Linked DNA regions of Homo sapiens: region 2 is linked to region 1. A link is an interaction called in ENCODE POLR2A ChIA-PET data of the cell type or tissue named here. Cell type or tissue: PC-9. All regions are shown on one strand.

Region 1 (2,500 bases):
AGCTTGATGGGGGGGATAGCATTGAATCTATAAATTACTTAGGGCAGTATGGCCATTTTCACAATATTGATTCCTCCTATCCATGAGCATGGAATGTTTTTTTCTGTTTGTTTGTGTCCTGTCTTTTTTCCTTGCGCAGTGGTTTGTAGTTCTCCTTGAAGAGGTCCTTCACATCCCTTGTAAGTTGTATTTCTAGGTATTTTAATCTCTTTGTAGCAATTGTGAATGGGAGTTCACTCATAATTTGGCTCTCTGTCTATTATTGGTGTATAGGAGTGCCTGTGATTTTTGCACATTGATTTTGTGTCCTGAGACTTTGCTGAAGTTGCTTATCAGCTTAAGGAGATTTTGGGCTGAGACGATGGGGTGTTCTAAATATACAGTCATGTCATCTGCAAACAGAGACAATTTGATTTCCTCTCTTCCTATTTGAATACCCTTTATTTCTTTCTCTTGCCTGATTGCCGTGGCCAGAACTTCCAATACTATGTTGAATAGGAGTGGTGAGAGAGGGCATCCTTGTCTTGTGCTGGTTTTCAAAGGGAACGTTTCCAGGTTTTGCCCATTCAGTATGATATTGGCTGTGTGTCATAAACAGCTCTTATTATTTTGAGATACGTTGCATAAATACCTAGTTTATTAAGAGTTTTTAGCATGAAGGGGTGTTGAATTTTATCAAAGGCCTTTTCTGCATCTATTGAGATAATCATGTAGTTTTTGTTATTGGTTCTGTTTATGTGATGGATTACGTTTAGTAATTTGTGTATGTTGAATCAGCCTTGCATCCCAGAGATGAAGCCAACTTGATCTCGGTGGATAAGCTTTTTGATGTACTGTTGGAATCAGTTTGCCAGTATTTTATTCAGGATTTTTGCATCGATGTTCATCAGGAATATTGGCCTGAAATTTTCTTTTTTTGTTGTTTCTGCCAGGTTTTGGTATCAGGATGATGCTGGCCTCATTAAATGAGTTAGGGAGGAGTCCGTCTTTTTCTGTTGTTTGGAATGGTTTCAGAAGGAATGGTACTGCCTCCTCTTTGTACCTCTGGTGGAATTCAACTGCAAATTCTTCAGGTCCTGGGCTTTTTTGGTTGGTAGGCTATTAATTACTAGCTCAATTTCAGAACTTGTTATTGGTCTATTCAGGGATTCGACTTTTTCCTGGTGTAGTCTTGGGTGGGTATATGTGTCCAGCAATTTATCCATTTCTTCTGGATTTTCTAGTTTATTTGCGTAAAGGTGTTTATAGTATTCTCTGATGATAGTTTGTATTTCTGTGGGATCAGTGGTGATATCCCCTTTATCATTTTTTATTATGTCTGTTTGATTCTTCTCTCTGTTCTTCTTTATTAGCAGTCTATTTTGTTAATCTTTTCAGAAAACCAGCTCCTGGATTCTTTTGGAGAGTTTTTTGTATCTGTATCTCCTTCAGTTCTGGTCTGATCTTAAGTTATTTCTTGTCTTCTGCTAGCTTTTGAATTTGTTTGCTCTTGCTTCTCTAGTTCTTTTAATTGTGATATTAGAGTGTCAATTTTAGATCTTTCCCACTTTCCCCTGTGGGCATTTAGTGCTGTAAATTTCCTTTTAAATGCTGCTTTAGCTGTGTCCCAGAGATTCTGGTACATTGTGTCTTTGTTCTTATTGGTTTCAAAGAACTTATTTATTTATTTATGTATTTATTTATTTATTTATTTATTTATTTTTTTGAGACGGAGTCTCGTTCTGTCGCCGAGGCTGGAGGTGCAGTGGCGCAGTCTCGGCTCACTGCAAGCTCCGCCTCCCGGGTTCACGCCATTCTCCTACCTCAGCCTCCCGAGTAGCTGGGACTACAGGCGCTTGCCACCACGCCCAGCTAACTTTTTTGTCTTTTTAGTAGAGACAGGGTTTCACTGTGTTAGCCAGGGTGGTCTGGATCTCCTGACCTCGTGATCCGCCCGCCTCGGCCTCCCAAAGTGCTGGGATTACAGGCGTGAGTTTATTTCTGCCTTAATTTCGTTATTTATCCAGTAGTCATTCAGGAGCGGGTTGTTCAGTTTCCATGTAGTTGTGTGGTTTTGAGTGAGTTTCTTAATCCTGAGTTCTAATTTTATTGCACTGTAGTCTGAGAGACTGTTTGTTATGATTTCTGTTCTTTAGTATTTGCTGAGGAGCGTTTTACTTCCAACTATGTGGTCAATTTTAGAATAAGTGCGATGTGGTGCTGAGAAGAATGTATATTCTGTTGATTTGTAGTGGAGAGTTCTGTAGATGTCTATTAGGTCTGCTTGGTCCAGAGCTGAGTTCAAGTCCTGAATACCCTTGTTAATTTTCTGTCTCATTCATCTGTCTGATATTGACAGTGGGGTTTTAAAGTCTTCCGCTATTATTGTGTGGGAGTCTAAGTTTCTTTGTAGGTCTCTAAGAACTTGCTTTATGAATCTGGGTGCAGCTGTATTGGGTATTGTGTATGTTGAACCAGGCTTGCATCCCAGAGATGAAGCCAACTTGATCTCAGTGGATAA
Region 2 (2,500 bases), 390 kb before region 1:
AGGTAACAGGGCAGTGAGAAGGCTGGGAAGGGGCCATCTGATCCATGGGGCTAGGGCCATGCAGGGTGGCGCTGGGGATACCCTGGTACAGGAATAGGCTGTGCAAGAGAGTGCACAGAGGAAAGGAAGATTGCTCCAAAGACAAAGCCCTGGCATAATGATCATAAAAATATGGCATGAATCTAAGGCTAAGGAAAGAAAACAAAACAAACAAAATCCAGGAGTTTCACAAGAAGTCTGGAGTCTGGCCAGTGCTAGATTGCCAGCTCCCTAGTTGACACAAAAAGGCACCTCTGGGTGTTAGGGATGGTGAGGTGCCAAGTTATCCACCCCTGCACTGTAGGGATGAAGCCCATGCTGTCTCATCCCCAGGAAAAACAATCACTGATGGCTTTCCCAGCTCCGGAGCACCAGGACACTCCAAAAACTTTAAACCTCGTGACACTCCAGGGGGTAGTGAACAAATATCATTCAGCCTGGTCATCTAGGATGAATTCTCCTTCTATATTCATAGCAGGGCTGAGCCCAGCAAAGAGGTAAGTAAAGCCCCTCAAGCAGATCCTGAAATCACTCTCACTGGGAAAGTCCACACATGAAACTTCTGTATGACGCAGTGCCAGGCCTTGATGACTGTAGGGATTTTGGTAGCTGTGATAAAAAGCAAACAGATAAATAAATACAAGCATAAGTAAAGTTGTGCCTTTCCAGTACTCTTTACAGGCCAAGAGAAAATGGTTAAATGAGAGCCCCAAATGTACTTGGGATGTGTCTTGCATTAATCGCCATAAAGGTACCATCAACACTCTTGGCTTCTCATTTGTAGCTCTTGGCATTCACACTCTTCAGCCCAGGGCTGGCATGGGATTTGTGGAATGGATACCAGTGCTCCCACTTAACAGGTGAGAAACTGGGACTTGAGGATGACACCCAAGGTCACCTAACTGGAAGGCAGCTGAGGCAGAACTAGAATCTACTAGTTCTAAAAGGAGGAGTTACTAGAAGTAGTGATTTTCCACTCTAGATCCATGTCATTCCTCAACAACCTCCCTAGTTATTCCTTACAAATAAGATATAGAAAGTAGTATAGTTGCTGGGATATTCTATCCATAAAACATCTCCCTGCATGGAGTCTGGCTACAAACACCTGGTTGTTTACATTTGCCTGAGGGATTTGTACTTAGGCTATCTTCCACTGCAAAGTGACTGGTCAGGAAGTGCTTCTTGGGCACTTGTTTACTGAGATCTAATGGAGGGGACCGAGGAAGAAAAAGACAAAGCACCTAGGGATTGGAACCTGACAGGAGACAACCAATTGCAAACTAAGAATAGGGGAATGTAGGACACAATCAGGGGAGAGAATGGCGTAGGCTGGGGCAGTCTGGGAATGCACCCCCTCAGCTTCTGAGGAGAACAAAGGATTCAGAATCCTCTGGCATCACTGCCTGCTACACTTGCAGCTCAAAGAACATACTGCTTTCTTTAGGTTCTAGAACTAACACTTTGTCAAATTATTTCTGGATAAACATTGTAAAAAAAAATTATTTTCTTGACCCTGAACCACTGAAGAGAGACCAAAGAAGGGGGGTAACTGGTGTATCAAATTTCCTGCATAATCCTCTTATGAGATTAGTGCCTTCTTAAATGGTAATGAGGTTCTGGCTTGGGGACTAAATTATGCCACAGGGTAATTCTCCCATGGGGAGGATGCTTAATTCTATCACACAGGGTGGGAACAGAGACCTCTGATCTCCTGCTGTAAATGAGTGAGCTGAAGCCATCTCCAACCAGGAACATGGAGCTTTGGAGCAGAAAGGAACTTAGAGAACACCCAAACCAACACCTTGTTGGTTTTTGGAGAAGTCACATTGCCACAGCCTCCAAAGCACGGGACCCTTCTTGGGTCTCTTCTCCTAATAAGGGCTCATCAGGACAACTGCAGCCTGTGGCTAAGGTGCTATGAAAACTCCCCTCCCTCCTCCCTCCAGAGAGGATGAAGTACTCTACAAGACACTGTCCAGAGCTAGGACATGTCAGCAACTCTGTTGCACCAAATATTCTTGGCACCCAACCTGAATGTGCCTGAGGTCTAAAAGAATCAAGATGCCTGGCTCACACCCCCGAATAGCACAGACCCCAGGAGAATTGGTGCTCCTCGTTTTCTTCCAGATCGGTGGTGATGAGGGAGTATCCCATCCCTCCTTTTCCATGTACAAGTACATATTTTGTCCATGAGTTTTATTTGCCTTCCTGGTTTTCAGCATAAAAGATTTCTAAAATCCCTCTGGAGGAGGAGTGAACTCAGCCCCCAGCAGTGTTGCCAGGGATGAAACCAGAGATCAGGACAGAGGTAAGGCTCTGACCTCCAGCTGCAATCAGCAAACCACTGCCTTCCAGGCAGGGAGCACTTCTGCAGAGCCCCCGACGACCCTTGGCTGCGAGGCAAGGGTATCGGGGCATCCAATTACTCAGGTCTGAGATTCTCTAGGAAAATGGCTCCTTA

The links. Peaks named below come from ENCODE experiments on the same cell type or tissue, not always from the same donor. Only the 100,000 strongest peaks of a DNase experiment are listed, where the experiment ranks them.
Region 2: POLR2A ChIA-PET joins it to region 1 with 7 read pairs; 2 of 35 experiments call an interaction of 5 or more read pairs at or near these places.

The regions. Positions count from the first base shown.
Region 1 is chr2:45,427,757-45,430,256 of GRCh38, reverse strand. All of the region lies in intron 16 of SRBD1 (S1 RNA binding domain 1), which reads left to right. Among named protein-coding and RNA genes, the nearest start is that of LINC01121, 170 kb to the right of the region's middle. In PC-9, no CTCF peak of the experiment used is centred here; no DNase peak of the experiment used is centred here.
Region 2 is chr2:45,814,282-45,816,781 of GRCh38, reverse strand. The region is part of intron 1 of PRKCE (protein kinase C epsilon); the gene reads right to left. Among named protein-coding and RNA genes, the nearest start is that of PRKCE-AS1, 140 kb to the right of the region's middle. In PC-9, no CTCF peak of the experiment used is centred here; a DNase peak (open chromatin) is centred at 1,211.